Regions from separate parts of the Homo sapiens genome. Here regions 1, 2 and 4 are each linked to region 3. Evidence: chromatin loops called from intact Hi-C (ENCODE). Cell type or tissue: endothelial cell of umbilical vein. All regions are shown on one strand. Each heading gives the region's core, and the rest is flanking DNA. Links, peaks and the distances in the headings are about the cores only.

Region 1 (5,782 bases), core at 470-5,469, 650 kb before region 3:
GGTACACTGGGACATGAAGAAAGAATTCTGTGTCTTCTCTAAAAACAAAAACTGGTATCCATCAAACTGTGATAAGAGATAATGCTCCTTGTAACAAGCACCCTAAAAAAAGGTGTCACTATCCATGTAAAAGAGACCTTGAATCGGTGATCTACATTACACATTTGAATTTGCTAAACTAGCTTTAAAATGATCCCAATTTATATAAAGAAGCCTCCTCTAAAGGACTTACAAACTATCGAATTTGCTAAACTAGCTTTAAAATGATCCCAATTTATATAAAGAAGCCTCCTCTAAAGGACTTACAAACTATCACTGGCTAGTCAAAGAAGACCCTGTCTTACTTTAGACGAGTTTACTAACTTGTTTTACTGTTTACTTTAGAAATTTTCAAACATATACAATAGTAGATATAATAGTAAAATAAATTCCCATGTATCCATCACCTAACTTCAACAATTATGTTTGCCATTCTTATTTCATTTATCCCATTTTTTTGGCATAATATGTTAAGGTAAATCCCAGACAACCTATCATTTTACCCATAAACATCACTTTCTCAATTAGACACAGACATTTGTCTAAAGACTTTTTAAGTATAACCACCATTCTCATATCTAAACAAAATTAATAGTTCCTATTATTACAGACCTCACTTGAATTTACATTTTTCCTAATATATGAGTATGCTTGTGTGTGTGTGTGTGTGCGCACGCACATGTGCGTATGACTTTGTTGATATCCTGCCCTGTGTCCCCAGCCCATCCCTGGGTTCACTTGCAGCTGTGACAGGCAGTCCCCGAGATGTTCCCAGCCCCTCTCCTCAAGTGCCAGTGACTCTGCCCCTCTGCCTAAGGGCATTCTCTCTCCAGCCACTGCCAGGAAGTGCAGGGGAGTTAATGCAAGAGAACTGACACCATTGGGGCGACTGTCAACCACTGGGGCAGAATCAGTAGATAAATGCCCTAGCTTCCCCAGACTCTGTGGGCGATTCTACATTGGGTTCTATACAACCTCTCAGATGAACCCATTCAATAGCTTATTAATAGACAGAATCTTTATTGGCTTTTCTCTCATCTGTCTCAATTGCTGTATTCCCTCACTCCTGTTTCTTTGTGTCACCTCCCAAGTGAACTACCACAGCAGAGTAATTCTTGTTTCTGGAACTGTAGTGGGTGGGGGGTGTAAAGCAGGGACAGACAGGCTCAGGTCTGTTAATAATTCTTGATGACATTACATTTCATATGGACAACTGGCCATGAGGAGCCTGGAAGCCTAAGCTACTGGTAAGGGATTACTTGCTCTTTCCCACAATCAGTTATAGATCCATTACAAGTCTTATAAAACTAGATCTGAGAACAATTCTCAAAAAGAGTTCATTAGCCTTCACAGATCAGCAAGCTTGCTTTTCTGTGCATTTACAGCTAGCATCTTCCTGATTATTTCTTGCTTTGTTGTTATCTCAATTCTCCTCACTTCCCAAGGGACATTTTAAGACCTCTGGAAAGCTTTGGAGAGGTGAAAATCCATATATTTTTCAGATACAGGCATTTCTTTCTTAAATTCCAAAGAGAACAATGGGGATTAAGGTTGGGGAGGGTGGATTAAAAAAAAGAACTCACTCCAGGAACCAACCATCAGAGTGGAGCTTTGTTCAAACAGACCTTACTTATACATGAAAGCCTCAAGCCAAATTTAAAGACCAAAACAAAGTTTCTCTTTCAGCCTCTGTTGAGGATTATTCTGTCTCTATTCCTCTAAATTGTACAGAAATACTTCTAAATGATATATTTAGTTTCTTCATTCAATCACCTTTGTCCGTACTTTCTTTTGTGTGTGTGCGTGTTTTGTTTTTTTTGCTTTTTTATTTTTTTGGAGATGGAGTCTCACTCTGTTGCTCAGGCTGGAGGGTAGTGGCACAATCTTGGCTCACTGCAACCTCTGCCTCCCAGGTTCAAGCAATTCTCCTGCCTCAGCCTCCCGAGTAGCTGGGACTACAGATGTGCGCCACCACGCCCGGCTAATTTTTGTATTTTCAGTAGAGACAGGGTTTCACCATGTTGGTCAGGCTGGTCTCAAACTCCTGACCTCCCAACTGGCCTCCCAAGCTGCTGGGATTACAGGCGTGAGCCACCATGCCCGGCCTGTACTTTTTTTAGTGTAGTGTTTACACTAATTATCAATTATGTGTTTACCTGTCAGTGTCCCTCTGATGACTTGTGTATCTCCCACCCTAACACAAGAGAAGTTCAGCAGAGTAAGCTGAATCAGTAAATAGATGGTGGAGCCTAATGACAAAGTTTTCTGAAATAAACTCTATCTTTATGGTGGATGAAACTGTCAGGTGATATACTTCGACTGACAACACTGTCATTGTGAGACATGATGAAAGACTCCAGATCCTCTATATCTGCAAGCAAGGGACTCATATCACATTCTCAGAAGAGATGAAGGAGAAGCTAGGGGCTTGTTCATGAACTATACTGTAACTACACAGACACGTCTCCTCTTGTTCTTTGAGGATAATTTAGCTCTAGGACATTCTCCAAAGCACCAATTTTTAGTCAACAACCTCATCAGGGAAGCAGGAGAAAAGTTACTATATAACTATAGTGTGATCTAAGATCAAAGTCTAATACCTAATTTCTAAAAAGATTAAAACCATGTATTTTTTCCCTTGATGCATACGTGGAGAACCTATAAATAAATGGATTCCTTACTAAGCCATTCCCAAAAACTGCCAGGAGATGGCATCCACACTCTACTCATTTACTAAGAGTTTCTAGCTGGGCTTGGACGTCTTACAATCTTAGAATAAAATCTTTGGGGAAACAAGCTGATCAACGGGCTAAAATGTGATAAGACTACATTAAAAGCATCAGTCCCAGGCCTATTTACTTTGAGGTTCCACCCAGTGACTTGTAACTTTTCTGTTTAGTTTCCCTGAGAAAATCCTCCTGATAATTTAGAAGCTGAAGGGATCATCTAGGTTGAGCCAAGACTGAAAGATGCTTTGTCTTGGCAAGCAACATGGCTGACAATGGGTTCCCAATGCATATTCAGGAGCTCTTTGCAAGGCAGAGTTGTCCGCTTGCACTTACTGCAGTTAATTTTTTTTTTTTTTTTTTAATGAACAAAGCTTCAGTTTCCAGGAATAAAAGAAAAAGAAGTCAGAGGAAACAGTCTTTGATGTTATGAGGCTGAGACACTACTCTTCCTTCAGGACTATTTCATTCTGACTATAAGTGAATAAATACATTGAAGACTTCAGGAGCTCAGAAGATTAATAAAAAGAAAATGTTTTAACCTATCTTCCATCAAGTCTAAATAAACAATATATATATTGTATGACGCTTTGCAGTTTCCAGAGAATGGCCACAATCATTTTCCCATTTGTTCCCTATAATTACTTGATGAACAGCTCTAGAATTCTCATTGTAGGGATGTGGAGGCTGAGGCTCCTAGCCCTAAGTAACTAGTCAAGATGAGTATACAAAGTATCCACCTAGTTCTCCGGCCTAAACCAGACTAAAACTAATCTGACCACACACAATTATTTTGAAGGAAAGATAGAGGGATCATTTTTTTTCCCATCAAGTTGTCAATTTGTTGTAAGGTGGGAGAAAGGGCTCAAAATGTAAGGTGTGCTCTATTGGGAGGAATCTATGATGGTTATAGCCAGACTGCCTGGGTTACTGATAAGATTCCCTTCTTTCCTTACCTATGCCAGCAAAATAAACACACATCTTTGATGAAAAATAACTTGTCTTTAAGTGTCAATAACCAAGTGCTTAATAGCTATTAATCAATTTTCCACATGGCTTATTAACAATGACCTCCTGCTTCTATTGTTTTTGCCTTCGTTTAAATAAGTAAATGTTATTTCAAATACTAATTTCCTCAATCTAGTTTTCAAATAACAAATCAGTAATATCCTAAAAACATGCTAGTTTGAAAAATAATGATATGTTAATAAGTCTTAGAAGTATTTCCATCGTATAAAGTTGGAATGTTTGATACATCCAGAAGTTCAGATTAGTACAGCTACACCCATCCCTGTAATTTAAGAAAGGACTAAGGGATCAAATGAGTTTTTCCAAGGACAACAGACATGAAAAAAAAAATACTGACAGGCTAACAGACTAATAAAGAGCTGAATCTGCTGAGACAGAATTGCCTACCTGATAACTGTTTTCAGTATCTGGGTAAAAACATACTCTATTGTTTGAGCTTGAAAATGTTCGGATCAAAAGAAATCAGACTTGAAATAACCAGCCAAAGCCCTCTGCAGAAGTAGAAATTTGCAGTTTAAAAGCACGGGTAGATCATTTAAAAGAGGACAAAGCTGCAGTGTTTTTAAATCCATGCCTGCTCAATTAAAAAAAGTCTTGGGCGGGCGCGGTGGCTCACACCTGTAATCCCAGCACTTTGGGAGGCCAAGGTGGGCAGATCACGAGGTCAGGAGATCGAGACCATCCTGGCTAACACGGTGAAACCCTGTCTCTACTAAAAAAAATACAAAAAATTACCCAGGCGTGGTGGTGGACGCCTTTAGTCCCAGCTACTGGGGAGGCTGAGGCAGGAGAATGGCGTGAACCCAGGAGGTGGAGCTTGCAGTGAGCTGAGATTGTGCCACTGCATTCCAGCCTGGGCGACAGAGCGAGACTCCATCCCAAAAAAAAAAAAAAAATTCTTAGACAAAGTCAAAGATGAGTCTCATAATGCTGACATGGGAAAGTCATACTTTGAGAGATGGCTTCTTTCATCTACTTTCCCCCAACCATCTAAAAATGGAGCAAGTCAGTGGATGAACAGTGTGGCATTCAAACATTCTAGCCAGAAATTATTAACCAAATGATGGCTACTAAGGGAGAAATAAGAGTTTCTTTAATTTCATAGTATTAAAGGATGTTGTTTGAATAAGTTAAAATTCGCTAAGTCTTGGTCTCCAGAGAATGAAGTTTAAGTTATATATGTGTTCCCCACACAAAGAATGAATAAATTGGAGCTTACTGGAGCCAGAACTGACTTTCAAGGTTATTTATTCCAACTGCCATGGTATGTATGAGGTTGCTAAGGCCCAGAAAGCAAAGGTGACACAGCACTGAACCTGGCACAGGTGCCAGAAATAGAACCCAAAGTACTTGACTCTCAATCCAGAACTCCCTGCTTCATATGTGGGTCTCAAACCGAGAGGCTTGTTAAAAATGCAGGTTCCCATGTCTCACCCCACAAGGATGGAAGCATAATCTCCAAGGAGACATGTGTTTAGCAATGTTGAAATGCTTTTAAAAATTGAGTCTGCCTCTCTCTCAATTTCAAAGCAGAAAGTTTAACTGCATGAAATCAGGAAAGGCAAAGCTGTCAAGTTAGAGGAAGGAATTTACTGTCTCAGTAATTCTCTAAGATCTTGAAGAGCTGAGATTGGCTACTTTTCAAATCAGGGAAGACAACTTTGGCGGGCTTTTGGAAACATGATAGTAATTGAGATTCAGGAGGGATGTGACAGGTCTCATTCTGTACAATTGGGGAATTCATTCATCTCTAACCACCCAGGTATTCATTTAGTTTGAAAGAAAATGATGTATTTGTGCTAGATTTCTGCTATTTTTTCAGGGCCCGTATCTTCCTCTACCCATCAGATAGGGATGGATTTTTGTCCTCTATTCAATCTCAAGCATAGATAAAGTGATTGCATCACCAGCCGAATCCTTAAGGACAATTGGCGCCCATACCACACTTGGCTTGGGAGCACATATATGGGTCAGTGAGTATCAAGTGT
Region 2 (5,782 bases), core at 213-5,212, 270 kb before region 3:
GCACTTTTTTTTAATAAACTCCATTTCTCTGCATCCAACTACTGCTTATCATTCAAGGTCTAGCTCTTCAGTCACGCCACCTTTCCCTTCCATGAAGCCTGAGCTAATGTTCCAGCTGAAAGGGAGTTTTCTCCCCTCTTGGAACTGTATCTGTTTCTCTCTTGTGACCTTGATAATTTCTTTCCTCCATTACATGCACCTGGGCCTGTGTTTACATTCTTCCACTAGACTGAGGAGCAGGCACCACTGTGACTATCATTGCCTCCCCGGAGAAGCCTTTTTCCTGCCAAACAAATGTTGGGCAAATCATAAATAGTAAAAATAAAAAGTTTTGGTAGAATAAGTGAATGAGTGAAGCATTAACCTAATATTTCAAAATTAAGCATCACCTTCACATTTGAGTTAACTATTTGATTCAGCTTCAGGAACTAATTTTCACAAAAGCCCTGTGGCTCAGTAGATGGAGTCAGGTATGGAAGTTGGCAGATAATCTTTCTGCTCAATTACTAATGACCCGTGGAGAAAATGCCCTACTTATCGTATTTTTTGTGGAACAGTACAATGGAAAGTGTTCATGAAGGTCTTTGAGTCCATTTCCTGAGACACACAGATGACCAGGCACTTGTGTAGGTTGGCACTGTACATTAAGGGTCAGAGCAGAGCTGGGACCTGCTTCCTGAACATAACCTATGTGATACAAGTCAGAAGAGTGGTACCTTGATTGGGGATTGGCTAGGAAGAGGTGCAAAAAAACCTCTCTTGTATGACAGAAATATTCTCTATCTTGATCCAAATGGTGGCTACTGGAATGTACACGTATGTAAAAATCTACCCAGTTATACATTTAAGATGTGTACATTTTACTAAATGTAACACTATACCTTAGAAAAAACTAAATGCGATATTTTAATGAAACCGCTTTGCACCCTATTCATTATTTAACTTTTTATTTCTTACATCTGTAATTTTTCTGGTTACAAAACATATGTATTTTGTAAAGTACCCCAACATATCAGAAATGTAAAAGCCTAGAAAATGAATATCGTTCAAAACACCATTTCCCAGAGAGAAAACATTGTTAAAAATTTATCATACCCAGGTTGTATTTTTCTACGAAAAAGCGGCCGCTTTGAGGGTGTAGAACTGCTAGTTTTGTCACCTGGCCCATAATCTCCAGGAACACTGTGAATCCTGGGAGAAGCTGTGCCATGCTACTGGCAAGGAGCTGTCCTCTACCCTGGGAGAAGCTGTGCCGTGCTGCTGGCAAGGAGCTGTCCTCTGCTTCTTAAGCCATCAGGTCTCCTTTGGGTCCTGGACAAGTTTTGGTGTTCTTGATTTTTTACATTTTCTCAGACTCCAGAGATTTGGGCTTATTTACCAGTGTACCTTCTCTCTTGTGCCCAATCCTTGAACTCACTTTAGAATAGTATTAAAATTTCACCACTTCTTCCATTGTTGAAGATCCTAAAACAGATTCATGTTACTGCTGTTTCACAGATTTGTTGCTAAGCACTATAGACGGGTGAACAAAACGTGAACACAAGTAACCAACCCAGGGAACCGACAAAGTCTATGAGCTGCGAACACAGGTCTCCTAACACTTCTCCCTGGTAACATAGATTTAGCAAGGTTTTAAATTTCCTTACACTACCATCCGTAATAGCAGAGGATAAGCACTTTGGTTTCCTTTGAAGTCTCATACATTGGATGGGGAGGTAAGGAGGGTAGAAATTAACTTTGTCAGCTCTTCCTCTTCCCTTCTCTTCCCTTCCTGAACAATTCAGTCCTGAAGTCATTAGGTGGAGTTGAGCAAGGTAGATCAGAGCCTGGAGCATCCATTTGCCAGAAAGCTAAGGAAGAGCTTGAAAAATGAAAGGGGCATATCAAAAGGACACAGAGCATCAAAATACATGAGGACAGGAAAGAATTATAACCCAATAAACACAGGAAAATATGAGTCAATTTATAAATAAACTAAAAGTATGGAAAGAGTAGGGTATTTAAATAGTTTCAAAGTACCTCTCCACAAAATACCTGTTAATTAAAAAGGGAAAAAGAGTAACCTTACCATGGATAAGGCAGACTTTAATGGAGCAATCAAAGTGAACATTATCAGTAATGGAACAAGCTGAAAATCATACGCCACCTGATCAGATGCTATGAGAAATACACAGCATCACTTCTGGGATATTCTTGCTAGAGGTAAATAATCTAGATCTCATTGTAAGGGAACATCAGAAAACCTAAACTGAGGGATATTCTACAAAGTAGCCTTTAATCTTCAAAAAAGTCAAGGCCATGAAAATGTTCCAGATAGAAATAAGGAGACATGCATCGTGCAATTCAGAACTGCATCCTTTTGCTATAAAGGATGTTATTGTGACAATTCCTGAAGTTGGAATGGAGTCTGAGGATGAAATGATGGCAATTTATCAGTATTGATTCCCTGATTTTAATATTTGTAGTGTAGTCATAGAGGATAATTTTCTTGTTTTTTTTTTGAAATATGATGCTTTGATTTATTTTGGTCTTAAGATGTATCATTTCAGCAAGTTAGTCACAAATGGTTCTGAGGGAGTGCAGTTTTTTTACTGTATTTGCAGTTCTTCTGTAAGTTTGAGATTATTTAAAGATTTAAAAAATCCTACTCCAATGCAATGATTTAAAGAGTTGCTTCAGATAATGTTCTAGTTTAAGCGAAAATCCTCTGCTTGACCCTCCCTTCTGAAGGAAGAGGCTTATGCAACACCACGATTTTGAGAAAGGCAGGAGAATGATCAGATTTACTTTACTTCCTTGTACCATCTGCTGGTTCTTCTGGTCTCTGAGGAATTGTCTGTTCTCACTGGTTGGGGCTGTGTACTGTCATCTGATCTCTCTCTCTCTTGGGTTGATCACAGCCTGGTGATGCTCCCTGGCTGCCTCCACAGAAATATTCTCAGTAGCATTTTAGACCCTTGAGTCTCTGCCATGTCCTCTGTGTGGCACCCTGACACAAGCAGTTTAGCCCCAGCCTCTACTGTGGGGTTTCCTCTTCCATTGCTATAGGGCTCTGTGGCAAGCCATCTGCATCTCAAGTCAGTGATTTCTGAGACCTCCCACTAGGAGGCAGTATAAGTGTATGTCTATATGAGCCCCTGGCCCCATGAGGCTAAGGGCTTCATTCTTCAGATCAGTTCAAAGTGCTTAGATTTTAGGTAGAAATAAGGTGCTGTATTCTAAATGAGGACTTGGAGATGCTTAGGAAAACTAAATTTCAAGTCCTCTTTCTATCTAATTGTGTTGACAAATTTATTCTGATATGGTTGGTATGGGGAATTCAGTCCAGCAGGAGAATTCTTTTCATAGCATGAAATGGGAATCAAGCTGTGTTTGCTCTGCTCTTGGCTCCACCATAGCTTATCTAAAACACCTCCTTCTCTGCAGCCTGAAGCCCAGAGCTGAGAAGTCAGGACACTGGGCCTTCTCACAGCCCCCAACAACTTCTCTGCCCTGACACCTTTCTTCTACTTCTATTTTCCTGGGCTGGAAAGAACAAACTTTCCTCCAGGTCACATCTTCCTACCTTCCCACTGCTGCCACGAGCCTGAATCCTCATGGTGGGCCAGAGTCTTCATCCATGCAAGAGACACTCCCAGGCTTGGTTATGAAGCCTTGCATCTTGGTATAGAGCTCAACTTCCTGTCCTAAGGCAACAAGTTGCACCTTGATCTAAAATGTTAGTTAACATACCCAAGCTTTGGCTTTCCTATTGGTTAAATGGGAATATTAAAGATAAATATCTAAATTTACAATATATCTTCCTCAATAGTCTCTTATTAAATGGGATAATTAACTAGAATAGACATTCAAATGATACAGCATTTCATCATGTGTCAAATGAAAATAATAACATCTGTCTATATCTATAAGGATACAACAGCACTAAGAGTTTAAAATGAAATTTGAATCTAAAAAAATTATGTAGTTGCTATATAAATGTAACATTATTAAATTTACCAGATTTTTCTATATCATCCTTAGAATCTATGCATAAGAACATTTTGTCTGTTGAGGACAATTAAAAATAGGTCCATATAAGACGCAATTAAAGCTCCTGGGATAAACTCAGTCGCTTAATGAAATCTGCTCTAGAGCACAGAGTGTAAGAGCATTATTCCAACTGACGATTTTAATGCCCAAGTAAATGAAGACAGGATGGCCAATAAAGGTAACTAGCAAAATGTTGAGGTGGTGGTGTATGTTGGGAGGGGAGGAGGCAATGGAAGTAACCCTTACAGAGAATTTTAAAACCAACCAGAAGTTGATCTACTTTTCATTATTACCATGTGCTGGTGATTGTAACCCATGTCAGTGATAAGACACATTACATTCCACTTCCGATGGACTACAGCTCTGCTCTCTCCTTGTCTTCTCACTGTGTTAAGGAACAGAGACAACTTTGTTCCTGCAATGAGAATCCACAGGTTATAGGATATAGCTCTTATTTATACCCCCCAACGCACCATTAAGCAATGCCAATTGACTTTTCTGACCCAAGATCCAAAGGATCTTAGAGGACTTCTGACAGAAGATATTCAGCAAAAGTTGGTGCTCTGTCATGCTGACTTGCAGCATAATAAAAAAAGATAAAATCAAAAGAGGCAAATGTCTCTTAAAAATGTGAAGAACCAGTTTTGACTGAGGATAAAATTATATAAAAGTCCTCTTATGTGGGTGACCATATTTGTCTATGACTTGCTTTTGCTTCATATTTTAGTTTTGAATATTTTCTTTCATTGCGTCTCACTAAGGAAACTATTCTTTTTGACTCCCCACAGTTAAACCAGCCAATGAATCACTTATAACTTGCCATTAACAGCCAAGTTCTAATTGTTATATCTAGATATGATTTCCATGTCTTTTTCAGTCACAGATTATAAGTTTTTTTTAACTGCTCTGAGGTTTCTTTTACATCTCCAGAATCTGTAAAATTTAAGTACAGAATCTAAACCTAAAATTGAACACTTTATTATTGGAAGTAATTAATAACTAGATGTTTTTAAAGTATTAAAAGGAATGACATGTATTTGCAAGCTTACTGAGGTTTTGTTTTTATTTCAGGTACCGTATGTTTTAGTTTGAGAACTTGTTCACTCATTATGTCCATCTTTCCTTTTCAATCTATAAATATGTATAAGAGCTATTTTAAGCACTCACCTGCTAATTCCAGGTCATCTCAGGGTCTGCTCCTATTGACTCATGGCCACCCACCTTTAGTGGCGCTTCATGTCATATGCAAGGAAAAGGGAGAAAAGATGTGAAACTAGAAGGACATATCAGTGGTGGTCAAACAGCAGGCTCGGGAGTTGAAGAGCGTTGGAGGAGGAAGAAGCATAGCTATAAGGTCATATCTTTTGGCTTATTTTCTTAAGATAAATATCCAGTAATTTTAAAATTGCATTGTGGATATTTGAAATGCTCCAACTCTTGAGAGTCTGAATATTTTTCTTCCTGCAAGAAATGTGAATTTTTATTATGGCCGGCAGTAATTTGCTGGCAGATAGGCTGGATCCCTCTGAAGCTTGATTGTAAGCTTTGTTAGGTAGGGTCCAGTGGAGCCCTTAGTCTAAGGCTAGAGTCTTTTGGGGGTCTTGGTAGAAGGTCTACCCGTTCAGCAAGGTCTTCTGAGTCTGGATGGTCCGAGTTTGATGGCTCCCGGCACACTGTGGGACCTTCAGACCTTCTCTTGAGGCTTTCACTTGGTTACATATGTGACAATCCAGAAGCTCTCTTCTGCCAG
Region 3 (5,782 bases), core at 362-5,361:
GTCTCCCTGGATGGTCCCATCAAGAAGGATCAGAGAGTGGCAGCTGGCCATCGCTGCACACAGTGGGCCCCATGGCAAAGCCTGGCCTGAGGCAAAGCTGTGAACTTCCTGAAAGCTTAAGGAGAAAAGGAAATGGGTTTCCATTCCATCGCCTCATGCCAAAACAGAGCATCTTGGAGGTGAACAAACATCTTTATAAAAAAATAATTTAATATGCTTTGTTGCATTAATAGCCACTCTCCAATCCTCCCACATTAATAGTGCTTCATTCAGCCAAGTAAGTTCACTGAGTATGAGAAAGGTCTCTGAGTTTTTTCTTTTTCTTTTGGATACAGGGTCTCACTCTATCACTCTGTCACCCAGGCTGGAGGAGGACAGTGGCGTGATCTCGATTCATTGCAACCTCTGCCTCCCAGGTTCTAGCGATTCTCCTGCCTCAGCCTCCTGAATAGCTGGAATTACAGGCAGCCACCACCATGTCAGGCTAATTTTTTGTATTTTTAGCAAGGATGGGGTTTCACCATGTTGGCCAGGCTGGTCTTGAACTCCCAACCTCAGCTAACCCACCTGCGTCGGCCTCCCAAAATGGTGGGATTACAGGCGTGAGCCACTGTGCCCGGCTAAAAACATTTTTCAAATGAACACTGCATCCCCCTCTTCCACCCTGGCCTCTTGTGTCCATATCCCAACCATTATCCCCATCATCTCATTTTAGATAAGAACATAGTCTCATCTAAAAAGCTATTAAAATACAACTCAAATGTCATATGCAGGCTTCCTTCACTAATTCAGAGTGGAGGCCATTAAGTTCAGCTTTGGCGTCACAAGAAGAATGTTGTCTGCAGCTTGGTTAGTCACAGCCCCTTCTCAAATGTGCAGCACAGGCGTTGGTTCTCAAAGCAGCTTACCCTATTAGGAGGACGTTTGAACGGTGGAAGCTTCATCCTACATTGGGGCAGAATCTGCTCCTGGGAGCCAGTAAGGGTCCACTTGCTCCCCCTCCTCCACATGCCAACTTCTTTCAAACTTAGGGATCAACTCTGCCGTCCCCTTCACCCTCTCTCCCTCTGGTGTCGCACAGGAACCTCCGGCTGTTCCTCTAATAACAGCTTGATCAGGCCTCCCTCTCACCTTCCTTATTCTTCTTTTTTGGAAAAGTTCCTAAATTTGTCATTGTCTGATCCTGGAGACCACATTTCAAGACAGACAATTACTTCTGATAATATGGACCCTGAATTTATTTAAAGATAACCTTAAGTTGCTGTAGCCCTTTGTTTTGAAAGCAAACACATCTCAGTGTTAACTCACAATTCAGCCACATGGCTTCCTGGCTTTTGCATTCAAGCTTCCTTTTGTCACACTAAGAGTTCAAAAATGTCCTGGCTTCATATTGACCCTGTTAGTTATACTTATTACTATGTCTTAAAAGAGCAGCTCATCTTGGTGGTTTACCACATACCCAATGGTATTTTAGTAAATATCTAAAAGGAAGAGACCACCAGCAGGACAGTTAACACAGAAACTTAAACGCACACTGAAAAGCAAAATACAGATCAGAAAAAAAATCTTATTTTTACTATGAGACGTACACTGTCACTAGTCCGTAATTCTGAGTGTATAATTCTGCATTCGAGAGGATTGGGCCAGACTCTGTTTAGCACAGCAAATACATAAAGCTCTCTATCATTCCTGTCCACCCATTTTTATCTGAGTATTTCTGGTTATCAATCCCTGATAGCCTTTAATAGTTCTTAAAGTATCTGACACAACAATCAGGGCTTTTTGGAAAGGAAGAAATATCAGAGATGAGCTCACCTTTAACAAGAAGGTATTGAATAGTCTATAAGTCAGGTGCTCACTTCTTACCTAGAATTAATTCTGTTTTGTTTCATTTTATTAATTAAATTTGTCATTTTTTATTTTAAATTGTTTTAATCATTGGAATTCAACTTTGATTGGAAGGCAGGAAGGCAGCAAGGCAGGAAGGAAGGAAGGAAGGAAGGGAGGGAAATGAATCATTTACCTAAACATTATATTAATTGTTATTCCTTAAATGTAACAAGTCACTTTTAGAAACAAAGTTTCCAAAGTTTTATGAATAGTTTGGTGTCAATGGAATAAGAAGAACATTCAAAAGACAGAACATATTGAGTTCATTTTAGATGAGCGATTACTGTGCACCTACTATTTGTGCCTAGTACAGAGCTACAGCACTTAGGATGCAAATCTAAATAAGAACAAGACTGCTCTCAAGATGCTCACATATTTGAACAAATGTACACATATTTTGCAGAAGCTGAAACAGAAAAACACTAATGAACCATGAGACAAAGTATATATCCAAATCTATCTTCTAGGAAAAATGAAAGAACTTTAGAGTTTAACACTTTCAGAGGCCTCTTCTGTACACTAAAGTGGTTAGAAGCACGAGGATCACTTTTTTAATCCAGGAATTAGACTTGTTTCTAGATAGCATTTTAATATGACAATTATTAAACTATGTGTAATTAACATTTTATGGATAAATTACATGTCATAATGCAAAAGAACCACAAAGAACCTTTCATGTACAAAATGCTTTGTGATTTAAGTTATAAGTGTTAGAGGAAAAAACTTTCATTTTCAAACAAAACATAAACGTCAAGTGCATCAGAGATTTCATGTTCTGATTCCACGGGAGTTCGTAGTGAGTTGAAAAAGCGGGCAGAGACGCAAACTCAAACATGGCCACAAGAGGGCCACAGGAGAGGACTGTGCAAATCTTTACCACACCATGCTGAGAACTGTCAAAACCGTCTTTTCTTGCTAGGAAAAAGGAGTTTCAGCCAAGTGCAGTGGCTGATGCCTGTAATCCCAACACTTCAGGAGGCCGAGGTGGACGGATCACCTGAGGTCAGGAGTTTGAGACCAGCCTGGCCAACATGGTGAAACCCCGTCCCTACTAAAAATACAAAAATTAGCCAGGCATGGTGGCAGGCACCTGTAATCTCAGCTACTCGGGAGGCTGAGGCAGGAGAATCGCTTGAACCCAGGAGGCGGAGGTTGCAATGCACCAAGATCATGCCACTGCACTCCAGCCTGGGCGACAAGAGTGAAACTCCGTCTCAAAAAAAAAAAAAAAAGAAAAAAGAGAGTTTCCAGCAGCCAGAAAGTAGAGTTCTCAAAATTTGAATACCAAGAAACATGAGTACACTAGCTACGGTTCTACAAATGTTCCTCTTCCTGAAATTCAGGGTACAAAAGTAAGAGCAGTGTCCTTCCTCCTAGCACATCAAGAGGCTTCAGCTTGAACAAAGAATGTTACCTCCTTAAAGGACAGTGTCCTGGTAATGTCTAAATTACTTATACTGCGTCAACTTCATGCTGGAAGCAAATTATATTTTAGCAAGGATTTGAATGCAGTGTCAAAGCTTCATCTCCAGGATTTGTGAGTGGCATGGGACTGGGTTGGGATGGGGGGAAATGTGTGTGTTTTAGGGAGGCTTTGAAGAATTAAAGATGAGAAGTTAAAAGAAGATACTTTGGCAATCATTGTCCACCAAAGCCAAAGTCCAAATGTCTCCATTCTTAATTTCAAGAGAAAACACGGAATTTTGGAAAAAGAGACACTAGAATGCATTTAGTCCAAGAGTCCAAGGTACTCACCCATTCCTATCACAGGACACGACTCCCCAGAGGTCCAAGCCGTCCCTTGTTAAGGTGCCTGTCTAAACAGAAACAAATGCTCCATTTACTCTGAAGATCCAGGCAAGGAGCGGTGGCTCATGCCTGTAATCCCAGCACTACGGGAGGCGGAGGCAAGAGGATCACTTGAACTCAGGAGTTTAAGACCAGCCTGGGCAACATAATGAAACCACCTCCCTATTTTAAAAAAAAAAAAATCCAGTGGCCCCATAGCGAAGACTCCGTAGTGCAGATAAATAAGGTATTTTTGTAATGAGAAAATACTTCACAAACATATTAACAAGATCAGCACTTCAAGGAGGGGCACAATGGGTGGGTCTCTGGAGTGCCCGTTGGAAGCGTTGATGAGCTCATGCCAGTTGTCTAACAAGCTGGCACTTAATCTTTTCAAACTTTAGTGTCCTCCATAACAACAACAAAAAAAGTATCTTCCTCACAACTTCAGAGGATTGTTTTGAGGATCTAATGGTAGACTGAATGGATGTGAAAGTCCTCGATATAAAATGGGTGAGTCCTAGTTTCATAGCAGAAGTTTAAAATATGTCATTAAAATAAGGAATAGAGTGAAATTTTTACCTGCAGGGCACTGTGAACAGACTCGAAAGAAATGGTTTGCTATTTGGTAAAAAAAAAAAAAAAAAAAAAAAAGGTGGTGGTATTTCTCTCAGTGCAATATTATGGTTAAGAATTCAGGTTAGGTTTAAACACCAGTTGTGTGACCAGAGCAAATTAATCCCCCTAAATATAAGAGCTCTTATCTGTAACATGGTCATAATCTCAGAGAGCTGTGGTGAAGATTAAATGGGATAACATAAAGTGTTTCATTTAATATCTAGCATACAGTAAAAGCTAATAATAATCATAATTATTCATAATTATTGCTCATTTTTTATACAAATTGAGGTCACAATTATCTCTCCCACTCCTGTTTCTTTTTCCAGGTCCGAGGATATAATCTCATAAATAGAATGTCATTTCTTACATTGCTAGTTTGATCACAAAATAATATACAAAATGGTGGCAAGAGTCATGTTGACTTTCTGTTCTTGGTAGATCTTTCTGATATTCCAATAACTATAAAATACAGCCCTGATCCCATTAATTCTCAACTATCAAAACCTTCAGTGTACTGTTGAATGAATATAGCTTCAGTTTGGGAAAATAAAAGAAGTTCTCAAAATGAATAGTAGTGATGGTTGCAGAACAGTGAGAAGGCACTTAATGCCAGTGAACAGTACACTTAAAAATGGCTAAAATAGTAAATTTTATGTTATGTGTATTTTACCACATTTAAAAAGTAAATTAAAGAAAGAAGTCAACAACAGCAACAAAAGCCTTCAAATAACCCTCCACTGCTTAAAATATATGTAAACAATTTCTTAGCCACACATTCAAGGTCCACAGATAGCTTCTCCCATTACCAACATCCTGCTCTAGTCAAAACCACACTCTCTTGCTTTCCTGCCTCCAGGCCTCTACCCATGCTCACCTGTTCACAATGCCCTGAAAGGCATTTCCATCTTATTCTCTCACAACTCCCACCTTCACCCCAGCATATGTGTGTACAGACTAAATAAATACAATAAAAAGACGGTAGAATACGAGGCTGGTTGGGAATAACTGGCAAATAATCAAGGGTAATTTTAAGCAATAAAGTACAGATGGGAAAATACAGCAAAAGCTTGATATGAGTATCATAGTAAGGCACAGTTTAATAAACTCTTCCTTTTTTATTTGTTCATTAATTCAATCGATATTTATTGCACACTAACTATATGCCAGGCAATATTCTCAGCATCAAGGATACAGCAGTGACGATAGCAAAGGGTTTAAATTTTCGTCTTTGTATGAAGGTTTTGACTGCAGAGAAACAGGATGCTACTTTAATTGCTTTTCATAGGATATCAAAGCTGGAAGGACCCAAAAAGATTCTCCTATTTAGTACCCACTTCTCCTCTAAACCTTGGACTCTGCGAGCTCAAGAGACATATCTTTCCCAGATCATGCATCTAACCAGGGATAAAATGAAGACAGGCACCCACATTCTATGTCTCCTGCCTTGCAAGGGGGTAAAAGTAGATATACATGATGACAGCAA
Region 4 (5,782 bases), core at 400-5,399, 110 kb after region 3:
TTCTTCCCAAAAGCCCAGAATTCTAGTCTAATAGTGAGAAAAATGTTCGACAAATCCCAATAAAGGGACGTGGTACAAAATACCAGTCTAGTAGTCCTTAAAATTGACAAGGTCATCAAAAACAAAAGAAGTTTGAGAAACTGTCACAGCCAAGATGAGCCTAAGGAGAAATGACAACTAAATGCAACTTAGTATCCTGGGTGAGATCCTGGACAGGATAAAAAGCATCAGATAAAAACTAAGGAATTTTGAATAAATTATCAACTCTAGTTAATAGCAACATAGCAGTATTGGGTTTTTGTTTTGGTTTGGTTTTTTTGTTGTTGTTTTTGTTTTTGTTTTTTGTTTTTTGTTTTGAGAGAGGGTCTCGCTCTGTCACCCAGGCAACAATAGCTCACTGCATCCTCAACCTCCCGGGCTCAAGCAGTCCTCCCATCTCAGCCTCCCAAGTAACTGGAACGACAGATGCACGCCACCACGCTCAGCTAATTAAAAAAAAAATTTTGTGTGTGTGCTGACAGGGTCTTGCTACGTTTCCAAGCTGGTCTTGAACTCCTGAGCTCAAGCAATCCTCCCACCGCAGGCTCCCAAAGTGCTGGGATTACAGGTATGAACCACTTCACCCAGCCAGTACTGGTTACTTAATTGTGATAAATAAACCATATTAATGTAAGATATTAACAATGAGGGAAATCGGGTGCGGGGTATATGAGAACTCTCTATGCTATCATCACAATCTTTCAATAAACCTAAAACTATTCAAAAATGGAGAGTTTATTTTTTAAAAATTACGCATACAAATATGCTTTGCCAGCAGGGTGCGGTGGCTCATGCCTGTAATCCCAGCACTTTGGGAGGCTGAGGCAGGAGGATCACTTGAGCCCAGGAGTCTGAGAAAAGCCTGGGCAACAAAGCAAGACCTTCTATCTAAAACAAAACAAAACAAAAAAATTAAAAATTAGCCAGGCGTGGTGGCACACACCTGTAATTCCGGCTACTCAGGAGACTGAGCTGGGAGGATTGCTTGAGCCCAGGAGGTCGAGGCTGCAGTGAGCTGTGATTGTGTAATTGCACCACTGCACTCAAGCCTGGGCAATAGATTGAGACTCTGTCTCAAAAAAATATGTTTGCTTAGTAAGCCACATAATATATGCCTAAATTGTTGTTTTCCTATGTCTTAACATGATTTATAGGTTATTTCTTGTCAGGAAAAGTATTTTATTTCTTAATTATTTATCATTAGAACCATGTATGACATGCTAATTATAAATTATATACTAGCAAAATCTCAATGCATTTTTATTGAATTTTTTATTTTATCATTGACAAATCAGAAGGGGAAACTATCAGGGTGACAGTGAACAGAAGGGAAGGATAAAGGACTGGAATAGAGGCCTAATACCACCACAGTCTTTATCTTTATTTTTTCCTCATACAATTAAACTCAGCCTCTTAGCATATCCTATTCTTGAGTAAAGCAGGGAGGCAGTGTCATAGCGGTGAAACCCACAGGCTCTGAATTCTCACAGACCAGAGCTTGCATCCTGTGTACCAGTTGTGTGGTCAGGGGAAATTATTTATCTCTACAAGCTTCAGGCTCATCATATGGGACCAAAGGATAATAATATCTCCCATGAGGATGGTTGCTAATATTAAATGAGATGACATATATACAATGCTTAGCACAGTGTATATATAAATTCCCAATAATTGGTAGCTATTATTATTATTAAAGGGGTGTAAAATTTGGCCAGACATGGTTGTAAAAGCAAAGTAGAAAATAAGTATCTGGCCAGGTGTGGTAGCTCATGCCTGTAATCCCAGCACTTTGGGAAGCCAAGGCGGGTGGGTCAACTGAGGTCAGGAGTTCGAAACCAGCCTGGCCAACATGGCAAAACCCCGTCTCTACTAAAAATACAAAAATTAGCCGGGCATGGTGGCGTGGGCCTGTGATCCCACCTATTCAAGAGGCTGAGGCAGGAGAATTGTTTGAACCTGGGAGGTGGAGGTTGCCAGTGAGCCGAGATTGCGTTACTGCACTCCAGCCTGGGTGACAAAGCAAGACCTTGTCTCAAAAAAAAAAAAAGAAATATCCATGAGTTCAAAGAGAGATACAAATAAACAATTGAATAAATAAATGGGGAGAATAGATAAATCTTCCGTACAGAATTCCAGATAACTTATGCACACAGGGCTCCTCAGAAAGGGCTACATAACTATTCACTCCTTAACATTGGCTGCTGGTAGTGACTTCCTTCCACAGTGTACAGTATGAGGGGTGAGGAGGAAGTAACTTTACAGTGGAGAAACCTACCAAATATTGCTCAGTCAGGTGATGAAGGTTAATTTCAAAATTGATATGTCATGCTGACAACATGGTGTGATAAGCATGGCACTTTACCTCTTACAGTCTTCCTCCCAAAAACCTACAACTCCTGTCTATCCATGAGAAAAACATCAGACAAACCCCAATTGAAGGGCATTTTATAAAACACGTAATACCCCTCAAAGCTGTCAAGGTCGGCACAAACAAGGAGAATCTGAGGAAATGTCATGGTCTAGGTGAGCCTAAGGAGACATAACGCATCAATCTAATGTGGTATCTTGAATGGAATCCTGGTACATGAAAAGGACATTAGGCCTGTGAAATAAAATAATAATAATAATAAAAAGGACGTTAGGTAAAACTAAAGAAAACTGAGTTATGGACTTTAGACTTTAGTTAATACTAACACATCAGTCTTGGTTTACTTGTTGTAATAAATGCACCATACTAATGTAAGATGTTAACAAAACAGGAAGCCGCCCAAGCAGGCAGATGGCTTGGGCCAGGAGTTCAAGACCAGCCTCAGCAACATGGCAAAACCCCGCCTCTACAAAACATACAAAATAATAATAATAGCCAGGCAACACATGCCTGTAGTCCCAGCTACTCGGGAGGCTAAAGTGGGAGGATTGCCTGAGCTCCAGAGGCAGAGGTTGCAGTGAGCCGAGATCATGCCACTGCACTCCAATCTGGGGGACACAATAAGACCCTGTCTAAAAAAATAGGGGAAACTGACTTTGTTTGGGGTATATGGGAACTCTCTATCCTATCTTCATAATTTTTCTGTAACTCTAAAACTATTGTAATATAAAAAGTTCAGGTTTTAAAAAAGCAGTGGGAATAGAATGTTTGTTACAGTAATTGAGAACTACCTATTTTAAACTTACAGCAGTCTTGCCTTTGTTTATTAATTTGTTAAAATAATTGAATACTCCATGATAGCAATGTGCGAATTTGGATCTAGATGGATGGTATGAACCAGTTTAGGTTTAAAAAACGAACAGAACATCCTCGGTTTAGTGGGACGCCTCTGCCCCCTAGTGTCTTAACATTCAATCTGCGTTTAGTGGCAAAGGACAGCCTGCAAGCTTCAGTCACTTGATGTTTCAAGGTCTGGACAAGAGTGGAGACATTCTCAGAGCCTCTGATCTACTAGAATCGTACTCCAGTTTGTTCATATACCCAGAAACTATGCACCGCTGAGTGGTCCCTGAAGACGTTAGTACATGCACGTGATGGAACCAGCTGATGGGAATGTAAAGGGCAGGAGGGCAGTTTGACATGTGAATAGGAAGCCTTACAAATGTGTATAGGCCAGGTGCAGTGTGACTCACGCCTGTAATTCTAGCACTTTGGGAGGCTGAACTGGGCAGATCACTTGAGCTCAGGAGTTCGAGACCAACCTGCGCAATATGGTGAAACACCTTCTTTACAAAAAAAAAAAAAATTACAAAAATTAGCTGGGCATGGTGTGCACACCTGTGGTCCCAGTTACTCGGGGTGGGGGGCAGGGGTTGGGGGGAGGGGAGTAAGGGCTGAGGTGGGAGGATGGTTTGAGTCTGGGAGGTGGAGCTTGCAGTGAGCCGAGATCACCGACATGGTTTAAATGTTCATGATATAATGTTTAGCAAAACTCTAAACAGTGTGACCAAAACTTTAAGAAATACCACAGATTAATATATAAAACTTTAAGGAATACCACAGATGAACTTTAACGAATACCACAGCCATATATATATATATACATATATATATATACACATATATATATATATACATATATATATATATATATAATTTGTATCTACTATGCTAGCAGCATCTGAGACACACATCTGTGGTCCCACCAGGACTTTTATCTCAGCCTTATCTCAGCCCTTCACCATCTGGTGACAAATGACTCTCTGGAGCACCTTCCCAAGGCTCCTGGGCCACAGGCAATTGGGAGTGTGGCCTTGCCCATTTCTTCTCACTGCCGCTGCAACAGGCTGGCATGAGGGGCTCCTCTGTGAACCTCCTTCCCTGCCTTCTCAGGTTTCCCCAGGAATCACAGTATAGTTTTTCTCCACTCGAGGTTCCCATCCCCACCACTCTAGGACTTCTAGCATTCCACAAGGTGTGAGATCATCTCTGAGATTTACAGCAGCACCCAAATCCAGTCACACTTACCAAATCTCTCCTAGCTCAGCTGTGGAATTTTATCAAATCCCAGCTCTTATATCATTCATTCTTCCAAAATCGATTATTTATAAAATAAAATTTAGCCTTTGTACACAAAAGTCAGACTTTAAAATTCAAAATCCTTTTTCTCTGGGTAAGGTCTCTTCCAGAAACTTCAAAAATCGATTTAGAAAAGTTAAGTGCTAATAATTGTTTTATTTCTTTCTCTTTGCATTCCTGCTATAACCTTACCCTGAATGCACATAGAAAGGCCTTGTGGGTGGTTGAATGATGAGGGGAGGGAGGAGAGTAAACAGGAACTAATCTACATACAGACATGTATATATGTGCATATATGCATACATGTTTATATAAAGAATAGAGAAATTCATTCTAAAAAAGTTTTAATGATTATCTATGCATCATTTCTTCTTTTTAACTAATTTTCCATATTTTCCAAATTTCAGAAACAAGTTTTATATAATCAGAAAAAGAAAATTACATATAAAAAAGAAACAGATAAGATGTCTGCCTCCGGCATCACCACCCGTAGTGAAGGAAGGAAAGTAGGGAACACAAGCTTTCTGTTGGCCACATCTCAAGCTCTCCTCTTTGCAGTTCCTGGTACTTGATCTTTGACCCTACTGATCACTCTCTTCTTGAAACACTTTTTCCTTAAATTTTGGAACACCAAGCTGTCTTAAGCTCTTTTTGTAGTTCTCTGTCCGTCAAAAACCTAGATCTCAGCCAGGCACAGTGGCTCACTCCTGTAATCCCAGCACTTTGGGAGGTCAAGGTGGACAGATCACTTGAGGTCAGGAGTTCAAGGCCAGCCTGGCCAACATGGTGAAACCCTGTCTGTAATAAAAACACAAAAATCAGGTGGGTGTGGCATGCACCTGTAATCCTAGCTACTTGCGAGGCTGAGTCAGGAGAATCACTTGAACCTGGGGCAGGGAGGTTGCAGTGAGCCAAGATTACACCACTGCATTCCAGCCTGGGTGACAGAGTGAGACTCCATCAAAAAACAAACAAAACAAAAAACCTAGATCTCAAGCCTGAGTCTGATTCTGTAATGGGACAAAACGTGTGTGTTGAAAAGGAGTGTGTGTGGGGAGAGGGGTGGTTGGTGAGTATGAAGCAAGAGGGTAATTTGCATGCAGGAGTAATGTGATTAATTTGTAGCCAGTGGGCAGACTATGGTAAAATAAAGATGACCACACATCCCCTTGAATCTGGAAGCCTCTGTGACTACTCTGACCAGTAGAATATGGCACCAGTGACATTTAAGGCTCA

What was found. Peaks named below come from ENCODE experiments on the same cell type or tissue, not always from the same donor. Only the 100,000 strongest peaks of a DNase experiment are listed, where the experiment ranks them.
Region 1: a loop joins it to region 3, with 6 times the contacts of the local background. A loop is called at or near these places in 39 of 110 quality-filtered maps.
Region 2: it touches region 3 in a loop (6-fold over the local background); 9 of 110 quality-filtered maps call a loop at or near these places.
Region 4: it touches region 3 in a loop (8-fold over the local background); 77 of 110 quality-filtered maps call a loop at or near these places.

What each region holds. Positions count from the first base shown.
Region 1 is chr3:192,810,191-192,815,972 of GRCh38, forward strand. All of the region lies in intron 1 of MB21D2 (Mab-21 domain containing 2), which reads right to left. Among named protein-coding and RNA genes, the nearest start is that of FGF12, 86 kb to the left of the region's middle. In endothelial cell of umbilical vein, for the core only: a CTCF peak has its summit at 2,747 (motif pointing right); a DNase peak (open chromatin) is centred at 2,781.
Region 2 is chr3:193,187,549-193,193,330 of GRCh38, forward strand. No RefSeq gene overlaps it. Among named protein-coding and RNA genes, the nearest start is that of PLAAT1, 51 kb to the right of the region's middle. In endothelial cell of umbilical vein, for the core only: a CTCF peak has its summit at 3,105 (motif pointing right); a DNase peak (open chromatin) is centred at 3,113.
Region 3 is chr3:193,459,117-193,464,898 of GRCh38, forward strand. It overlaps ATP13A4 (ATPase 13A4), which reads right to left. Exons shown (of 30, transcript NM_032279.4): 13 at 3,646-3,707; 14 at 1-115. Among named protein-coding and RNA genes, the nearest start is that of ATP13A5, 83 kb to the left of the region's middle. In endothelial cell of umbilical vein, for the core only: a CTCF peak has its summit at 2,720 (motif pointing right); DNase peaks (open chromatin) are centred at 1,305 and 2,715; H3K27ac peaks cover 1,683 bases.
Region 4 is chr3:193,569,206-193,574,987 of GRCh38, forward strand. It overlaps a transcript of ATP13A4 not described here. Among named protein-coding and RNA genes, the nearest start is that of ATP13A4, 17 kb to the left of the region's middle. In endothelial cell of umbilical vein, for the core only: a CTCF peak has its summit at 3,380 (motif pointing left); a DNase peak (open chromatin) is centred at 3,356.